Linked DNA regions of Homo sapiens: region 1 is linked to region 2. A link is a loop called in an ENCODE intact Hi-C map of the cell type or tissue named here. Cell type or tissue: testis. All regions are shown on one strand.

Region 1 (5,000 bases), 410 kb after region 2:
ACTATTTTAACCTATAGATGTTTTAATATTTGGTAGGGCTAGTGCCCTCTTCTAGCAATTTCCTTCAGTGTTTTCCTAGCCATTTTTTTGCATTCTTATTTTATACAAATATTTATTTATTTATTTATTTTTTGAGATGGAGTCTCGCTCTGCCGCCCAGGCTGGGGTGCAGTGGTGCGATCTCGGCTCACTGCAAGCTCTGCCTCCCAGGTTCACACCATTCTCCTGCCTCAGCCTCCTGAGTAGCTGGGACTACAGGTGCCCGCCACCACGCCCAGCTAATTTTTTTGTATTTTTAGTAGAGATGGGGTTTCACCATGTTAGCCAGGTTGGTCTTGATCTCCTGACCTCGTGATCCGCCTGCCTTGGCCTCCCAAAGTGCTGGGATTACAGGCGTAAGCCACCGCATCTGGCCTTTTGTACAAACTTTAATATCAGCTTGTTTAGCTTCAGGAAAAACAGCTTTTTTGTATTTTTATTAGTATTACAATAAATTAATAAATTAACTTAGGGTAGACTGGCTGACTGATAATGTTGAGATGTCTGAACCAAGAACAGAGATATTTTTCTATTTGTTCACGTCTACTTTTATGTCTTTTAGGTGTGTTTTAGTTTTCTTCATATAATTTCTGAACATTTCTAATTTAAAGTTATGTAATCTTAAGTTACTTCATCCTTCTGAATCTCAGATTTCTCATCAATCAAAAAGGGGATTGTAATATCTTTCTTGAAGACTTTTTATGAAAAGTAAATGAGGTAAATTGCAGAATAAGCGCTGTGTTAATCCTGGTTTCCTTATTCCTTCCCTTGAAGCTCATGCTTGCTCTTGGGCAGGGAGAGAAAGAGAATAATTTGTTACATACATCTAGCAATAACATTGTCTGTGTCAGTCAATAAGTAAATCGATATTCTGGAGTTCATCGTGTACCAGGGGCTGTGCCAGTTGTTGGGGATATAATGATGAGAAAACCAAACATGATTCCTGCTGTTATAAAGCTCCTGGTTAATGAACCTTTCCTATTTATCATGTGGGGTTTTATAAAAGCAAAATGTAAACCCAATTAGCAAGCCAGGCCCTGGAATTTCAACAGATTCTATAATCGCATAGCGTAGAAAGTGAAGGCTTTAAATACTTTTATGATCCAGATCCCAGTTTGACTCATCACGCAAGCAGATATTACCTAAAATGAGACAGAATCAGAACTGGAGGGAATACATGAAGGAGGGAACTGGGGAACAGTGGGTCATGATCTGACCAGGATCATATAATTAGTGAGTAACTGAACTGGGACGGGAACCTTGGTATCCAGCCTTCCAGGCTGGGGTGCTTTCCAGCACACACCCACTGTCATTCTACTTTCCATCTGCATCTTTTGTCACTGCCATGGATGTATCAGGGTTTCAGTATCTGTGCTGATTGTCTAGGGAACATTAGCCAGAAATGAACAGCACGTTTCTAAGAAGGACCTGATATCACCAGTCATTATGTCATGAGGCTGCAACTCAATCCCCAAAGAGGGTAATTTAGCAAAACTACACTGATATGTAGATTCAGGATGTGGACTGAATGTGAAAAAAATTAGAGTTACTCTAGCACAGAGTTCTTTGGAATCAGACGCAATAATTTACTCTCTGTGTGACTTTTTTCAGGTTGTTTAATTTCACTAAGCTTTATTTTTTTTTTCACCTTTAAAATGAGCTTACTAGCATGTTTCTTGTGGGATCCAGGGAAGAGACTGCTAATTGTTCCCAGTTTAGTTTTCTCCTTCCTCTATAATAATAGAACTCAAAAAAAAAAACAACAAAAAAACAAAACAAAAACAAATAGAACTCTTAGTTCTTAGCTGAGCAAACAACTGTCTGGAATGAAGACAACATTTCCTCAGTTTTTATTATAGTTGGGGATAGCCACATGAATCTGTTCTGCACAGCGGGAGGTCAGCAGAAATGGCATGTCCAACTTCTAGGAAATATCCTTAAAGTACCAAGACATGGCCTTCTTTTTCTCCCATTTTTCCGCTGCCTCCCTTTGGTTGGAATACGGGGGTGAAAACTTCAGCTAGAGGAGCTATCGGGGACCATGAAGTAACTTTGGGAATGAAGGCCACATGCAAGGAAGCATAAGATAACAGTCTGGGATGCTGTGAGCACTAAACCCCTGTCCTTTTTAAACTATGGCTATTTGAGAACTAAGATGGTTCACACAGTGATGGGAAGAAGTCCCGCTAATATTAACTCCTTGCTCTAAGGACAGCTGCTGCTTTTGTCTGCTTGGCTTCCCTTTCTCCTGATTTTAATAATTGCACCTCATGTTTTCTTTGAGGAATGACCTCTTCCTCCAGACTTAGTGGAACTGTCAATTTAAGTTGTATCACCCTTTCCTAAACTGGACCAACTGGACTTTGATTTTGGATGGAACTTGAATCTTGAACAGTGTAACCCAAGCACGAAGAGTGCAAGAATGGATATGTTCTGGAGGTGGGTGACAGGGAAAGCTCTTTCTTACTAAAGAATATCAATATGGAAATGTAGCAGGAACTCTAAAAATAGAAAATCAGCATGGCTATCATACTGGATTCAAACAAAAATCATCAATGGAGCTAAAACCATTGCATGAAAAGATGCTGGGAAACAGGATATTCATACAGTCTCCAAGTATAGTACTCTACAGATTACTTATCAACTACAAAGGCATAAAGCTACATCCCCAGTGGAGTAATCTGGTGAGCATCACTTAGCCAGGTGATCAAAATTTATATCACCAATGATAGAGCATACTGTCGGGCCCTGAGAAGGAACATCACCTATCTAGTATTCATGCCCAAATGGGTTAACCCGAATCGAATCAAGAAGAAATAAGCAGATGAATCCAAACTGAGGGAGATATTTTATGTCAGTTGGCCTAGACTCTTCAAACATTTTACTGTTATGAAAGACAAAACGCAAACAAACACAACAACCTGGGAATTCTAGTTGAGGAGACTAAAAATAATGATAGTTAAAATACATGATGCTTGATTGAATCCTGGATAAATATAACAACTTTAAAGGACAGTTTGAGGACAATTGGGGAAATTTGCATCTGGACTGTGTATTAGATTATAGTATTGTATTAAGTTTCCTGAGTGTGAAAACTGTGGTTATGTGGGAGAGTATTCTTGTTTCCTTGTTCTTGGAAGCTCCATGCTGAAGTATTTGAATCAAAGTATCATGACTGCAACTAGTATTAAAATGGTTCAGCAAAAAAATTGAAAGTAAATACACACACATACACACAGGAGAGAGAGAGCACGCAAATGTTGCCAAGTGTGAACCCTTGGTGGGCTGCTTGGTGGCTTGATGAACTTGTACTCGTTGTACTATCCATGCAATTTTTCTGTAGCTTTTGACACTTTTACAAATAAAAAGTGGGGGGAAAGTCTTTCTTCCTCTTTCCATTTATAGAGTGAAACACAAAGACCTTCAGTGCAATGCTTATCTCTTGTCACATGCCTTGGGTCCTTAAAGCCAAAAATCCAGTGGATGGTCAGGGGTGTGAGTCTGCAGCTATCAGCACGGAGCCGAGGAGACTGTCCGCTGCTAGGGGTGACACTTGATGTGACGTCCGTGAAGTCCGCTCAGTCCGTGTATCAGTGGCCTTTGGGACATTCCCAGTGCAAGGAAATTGAGAGCCCATGACAGAAGTAATGAGGCCTGGCCCCTCTCCTTCAGACTTGTCTCCTACCTCTCTCCTGGCCTTCTACTCTCTGGTTCCTTCTTCTCCATAAATAGGTCCTGTTGGTCCCCACCTCTGGACATTTGAGCCTGTTGGTCTCAGAGTCTGTAATGTTTTCCCTCAGGAGCCTTGCATGGCTGCCTCTCTCAGCTAAAAGCAACCTCCTCACCAAGGTCTTTCTTGCCCACAACAGCTAATGCTTTCCTCCACCCCCAGACCCCTCTCTACCCCATTTCACCCTTAGGTTTCTTTCACAACCTTCATCACTAGCTGAAATTCTAGCTGGAATTCTCTTACTCATTGTCTTCTGCACCCAGATATTGTATTATTCAGGATTCTGCAGAGAAACAGAACCAATATGAAAGGAGATTTATTATTAGGAATTGGCTCAAGTGCTTACAGAGATGGAGAAGTCCCATAATCTGCTGTCTGCAAGGTGGAAAGCCAGGACAGCTGGGGGTGTAATTCAGTCTAAAAGTCTGGGGGCCAGAGATCCAGGAGAGCCAATGGTGTCATTCCCAGTCTGAGGGCAGGAGAAGATGAGATCAGCTTCCAGCTCAAGCAGTGAGGGAGGAAAAAAAAGGGGTGAATTCTTCCTTCCTCTGCCTTGTGTTCTATTCAGGCCCACAGTGGATTAGATGATGCCCATCTAGGCTGGGGAGGGCTGTTTGCTTTACTAAGTCCACTGATTCAAATCCTAGTCTCATTGGAAGTACTCCTGCAGACATATCCAGAAATAATGTGTAGTCTGGGCACACCACGGCCCCATCAAGTTGATCCATAAAATTAACCATCACAGATTGGACAAGGCCTGCCCAGCTGCTGCTCTTGTGGTGCTTACATTCTAGCAGGGAGGGTGGCATTGGACAAGTAGCCAGGAACATGATGGGGTTAGGACATGGGGAGGAGCTATGGGAGGGGAGGGCAGGCACTTGGGCTGGAGGTTGGTGGGATTATTTGCAATCATCCAGGGATGGAGTGATTCCAATCAGGGTAGGACATATACTCTACCTGTGTCTAATAATAAAGCTACAATGAGGAACTAGGTCTCACTGAAGCTCCTTTCCCTACTCCTAGAAACCACTGTATCAGGCTTCTATGGGTGCGGTGCCATTGAAGTTGTCCTCTCTAAAATCATTAACTGGCCTTCCAACTGCCCAATCCACTGGTCACTTTTTTTAAACTTTACATTTTATTTATTTAATTTTTTATTTGATAAGTATATTTACTCCTGCAAGAAAAAGCTCATAAAATTAGATTAAGTGAAAAAGGTAGTATACAAAAC
Region 2 (5,000 bases):
AAATCTTATTCTGTTTCAAATGCCAAAGTAGCAGAAACCTGGAAGAGAGCAGTGTCCTTGGCTTTGTATAATACGGTTCTGGACAATATCTTAATTATGTCACTATGGCTAGTATCTAACACAGGAGAGACTGCACTCCAGTTTGCTGAGCACTTTCATGCTAGGGACTGCACTAAGGACATAGCATGCATTTTCTCATTTCATTTTCATATTAACCCTCTGTGAAGGGTACAATAGGACCCATACTACCCCCATTTTACAGACAGATGGGAAAATTGTGGTTTACAGAAGAAAAATAAACACCCTAGAGACAGCCTAAGAGCTGAAGACAGGCCATGGGTTCTACTCTGACTGATATCCACACCTCTGCTCTTATTCATTACATTACCTTTTGGAGTAAAAGTTGTTTAAAAATGGGTTCTGAATGGATGAAAGGATCAAGAGAAGTATTTTTAGAACAAGCATTATGTATGTTAAAAAAAAAAAAAAAGAAAAAAGAAAAAGAAAAAGGAGCACCGTTTAGAAATCTTGCCTACTAAATTGAGATTTTTTAAAAATGGTTTTCATAGGAAGGTCAAAATGGAAATTCTGTTCCACCTTCACCCCCAATCTCCACAAACATAAAAGGTGTAATTTTTATAAAAAAGGTTCTAGACAGGATTAGCAGGGTGGGGCACTCTTCCAAGTTTTCTCTATAGTAATTTAGGAAGAAACCTTAGCTGGTAAAGGAGCTTAATTTGATTCTATGTCCTCTAGGCTCAGAACATGAGGCTGCAGACCACTGCGAGGCAGAGAGAGTCCTGGGCATGCAGACAGGAGATCTGGGTCTAATTATAGGCTATAGGACCACAGGGAGCTTCATCAGCAGAGGATGCGTCTTGAGCAAGGACAGAAAAAAGGGAGAAGGGGCCCCTAAGGGAACTATCAAAAGGGCTAGGTAAATTGGAACATAGGCTGGGGTGTGAACTGGTAGGGGGTGGGTGTTGAAGGACAGAGGAAGCTGGGGAGGCAGATGGGGCAGTGGATGCAGGGCCTTGTAATCCATACTTAAGTGTTTGAACTTAATCATGAAGCCCACTGTAAACCACTAAAGGAGCATTAAGCCAGGAGGAAAGCGATTAAACTTGTGCTTTTTTAAGCACTCTCTGGCAGTATTATAGCAGAGGATAGACTGGGGTTAGGGAAAATAGTGTGAATCTATTTCAGTAATCAAAGAAAGAGAGAGAATATAAGGATCTTCACTGAGATATTGGTAACGGAGATGTAGAAACAGAGGCAGACAGAAGGGATTCCATGGAACAAGAAATAACAGGTCACAGTGGTTGCGTGGATATAGGAAGCATGGTAGAGACTGAGATACCATGGCTCAAACTCCCCCTTAAGGATGGAGTAAAGTCAGCAGACAGCTGCCAGATGTTCCAGGGCCTGCCTCAGTTGCAGAGAGCTGCCTTCCCAAGGTGATGCACCTCCCAGGACAGCCAGTACCTGGTGACTTTGCAAAGCAGAGGCAGAAGGGCTCTGATAGACACCACTCACTCCAGAGACTCTGCTGAGTTCACCAAGGTGCTGCAGGAATGCACCTCAGTTCAGCTCTTTTCCCTCTACCCAGTCCTTCTCTCTCTTCCTTCTTTCACAGCCAACCATCCCTAATAAACACCTTATCCCCCCAAATCTGTCTCAGCCTTTGCTTCTGGAAAACCCAACCTACAGCAGTGAACCAGCCTTCTCCTCAATCCAGTGGTTAGGGATGAAAATAAATATATACAAGGACAAATATCCCATCTTTCATTTGGAACCACAGCCTTCAGGAATAGGCTATCTGGACTCCAAGCAGGAAGGAGCTTTGTTTATTTAGAGACCAAAATGAAACAGCTTGGCATGAGAGAGGATGATAGAAATAGGTGAGAATCCCTGAGAAATCACCCCTTCAAAATCACACTCTAAGTTTATCAGCCAGAGGTACACTGAGGGCACTAGAGCTGTCAGAGGCAAACATTAGTGCCTCCTGACAACTTTTCCCAATATAATCCTTGTTTGGCTTTTCTTTCACCATAAAATTAAATTATTCACAGCATTGCTTTTCCCAGAAATCAAGACTTCACTGCCTGAGCATTTGCAGTTCTTTCTAGGCTTCATTCAAGCATTCATTCATGCATTTTAACAAACATTTCAGAAACAATAGAACTAATGATTGCCTGCATAGATTTCCATCTACCATGTGCTAAGATCTAGGTGCTGAGGTCTCATATTGTGGTTTGGGACAAAGATGATGAAAAACTAAGACTCTTAGGGCCATGTAGAAAATGCTAGAAAGGTGAAATGTGTACATGGTGTTCCCAGAGAACTGTGGAGGGTCCAGTTAGGGTGGCTAGTAGAGTGAATACAGTCTTCAAGGTGAAGATGACTTTCAAGCCTGTGTGGAAAGGCAAGTTGGAGATTGGTGGTTTCAGTGCTGGCATGCTCCGGGGAAAGGGATGACAGCAGAGCAAAAAGTGAGTTTCCTGTAGGGAGCCCTGAGGGGCATGGTGTGTTTGAGGCATTTAGTATGTCGCAAAAAGGGGAACAAGGAGGAACAGAGAACTGGAACAGACGGGACAAGAGGCAGCGGAGGGCTTCAGGCGTGGCCAGGCAAAAAGGAATTGCCCAGAGGGGCACGACTGTAAGTGCTCAGGTTGGGTTTTTAAGAAGATAAATGTGGCCGGGCGTGGTTGCTCATGCCTGTAATCCCCAGCACTTTGGGAGGCCGAGGCAGGCAGATCACAAAGTCAGGAGTTTGAGACCAGCCTGGCCAACATGATGAAACCCCGTCTCTACTAAAAATACAAAAAAAAAAAAAAAAAAAAAAATTAGCCAAGCATGGTTGCAGTTGCCTGTAATCCCAGCTGCTTGGGAGGCTGAAGCAGGAGAATCGCTTGAACCCAGGAAGGCAGAGGTTGCAGTAAGCCGAGATTGCGCCACTGCACTCCATCCTGGGCAACAAGAATGAGACTCCGTCTCAAAAAAATAAATAAATAAAAAAGAAGATAAACACACAGTGTAAAGAAAAGCTTGGGGAATAATTTTTATATTTAAAACAGTCAAACCAAGTGAAAAATAGAGGCTGCAAAACATGCAGTATATGACTTCCTTTTGTTAAATTAAGTTTAACTTAAAGGTGTCCGTTTGTAACTTCAGCCTAAAGGTTTCTTCATACACAGTGACTGTAACTTAACTGGATTTGTAAACACACTGTAACCTACTCTTGTAACTAGAAGCTGAGTCTCAGCCAATCACAGAAGACATACTTCAACCACCCACAGGCGGCCAACTGTTCAAACTCTGTTCAAATAAGGCCGATGCAGAGCTGTACCCAATCCAGCTGTTTCTGTACTTTACTTCCATTTTTCTGTACCTCACTTCCCTTTTTCTGTCCGTAATTTCTCTTCAACCATGTGGCTGAGCAAAAGTCTCTCTGAACCTATTCTGGTTGGGGACCTGCCCAATTCATGAATCATTCTTTGCACAGTTAAACTGTTAAATTTAATTTGCCTAAAGGTTTTCTTTTAACAGCTGTAAGAACAACAACAATGAAAGTAGATGAACTATTTGTAAAAATACATTCCTAGGGGAAAAAAATACAGAAAATAGGTTTTCTCTGGGTGGAGGAATTATGAGTGATTTCTTTTTTCTTTCCTTTTTTTCTTTTTTCTCTAATTTCTAATTGGTCTACATTTCTTGTGTAATTTTTTTTTTGAGACAGAGTCTCGCTCTGTTGCCCAGGATGGAGTGCAGTGGCACAATCTCAGCTCACTACAACCTCTGCCTCCCAGGTTCAAGCGATTCTCATGCCTCGGCTTCTCAAGTTGCTGGGACTACGGGCACACGCCAGCACGGCTGGCTAATTTTTGTATTTTTAGGAGAGACAGGGTTTCGCCATGTTGGCCAGACTGGTCTCGAACTCCTGACCTCAAGTGATCCACCCACCTTGGCCTCCCAAAATGCTGGGATTACAGGCATAAGCCACCATGCCCAGCCTCTTGTATAATATTTTAAAAGATGTTTTTCCCCCTTAAATCTGGTCAGAATCCCACCTTGCCATTAAAATGAATGAACTTGAATTAAGGTATAGATTTGGAACTCCAAGATAAATTCAGAAAAAATGGCAAGATGCAGAATAGTATTCTTAGTATGATCATGTGATTTTTTTTTTTAAAGAAAAGGATATAAAAATGTAAGCACATAAACTTCCAGAAAAACCCTAGAATTTTGTCACAGCATGGGTTGGGATCCAGTGTAGGGTACTCTTCTCTAATGTTTGTGTTTCTTATATCCCATGACCTTGTATGTCTTTTGTGATCAAAACAATCTTACGTTGAAATAAAAACAAAATAAAGGAGAATACTGGACACTTTTTCCAAACACTGCTCCACAGTCTGAAGGCAGGAAAGAGACCCAAGGGCAGTTCACCTATTCTCTTGATTTGGCTGTCTCTGTCTCGGTGTACACACCCTCACCTGGGTATGTAAAAACACTATCACTCTGAGAGCTCTTAGGCTCAAGTCTGCTGAATTCCCATTTGGATGGGCAGATTCAGTCTGAGTGGTCAAAAGCTGGAATCTACAATTATCTGGTGGTTGCAGTCCCTCTTCACAGGCGGGGGCTCCTATTACACCAAATCTTCCCCTACCAGTTTTTCAATTATCTATGACTAATGAGCACTTTGGGAACAGTTTCAGACACACACATAATCCTCTTTCCTGATGTCAGCAGCAGAAATTAATGACTATGTGGACTGCTGGGAGACAGAAAATGCATTATAATGGTCAACAGAACTGTTATCCTCTCCAGGAAGGGGTAAGTGGGGGCGGGGTGTTGAATTAACTGGAAGGTTCAGTGTTCTTTTGTCTTCCCACATATAATGAGATGAAACCCAGGAGGAGAGTTGGTTCCAGGCCCATGGAAATGTCAGAAAGAGCTTTGGGCATGGGTGGCATGTGACCCTGCTTCCTCTGTGCTTGGCA

Evidence for each region. A loop is a pair of places that touch in the nucleus more often than their neighbours do. Peaks named below come from ENCODE experiments on the same cell type or tissue, not always from the same donor. Only the 100,000 strongest peaks of a DNase experiment are listed, where the experiment ranks them.
Region 1: it touches region 2 in a loop (7-fold over the local background); 1 of 110 quality-filtered maps calls a loop at or near these places.

The regions. Positions count from the first base shown.
Region 1 is chr1:59,095,221-59,100,220 of GRCh38, reverse strand. No RefSeq gene overlaps it. Among named protein-coding and RNA genes, the nearest start is that of HSD52, 49 kb to the left of the region's middle. In testis, no CTCF peak of the experiment used is centred here; no DNase peak of the experiment used is centred here; H3K27ac peaks cover 1,309 bases.
Region 2 is chr1:59,505,531-59,510,530 of GRCh38, reverse strand. The region is part of intron 6 of FGGY (FGGY carbohydrate kinase domain containing); the gene reads right to left. Among named protein-coding and RNA genes, the nearest start is that of FGGY, 210 kb to the right of the region's middle. RefSeq lists an enhancer at 3,182-3,251. In testis, no CTCF peak of the experiment used is centred here; no DNase peak of the experiment used is centred here.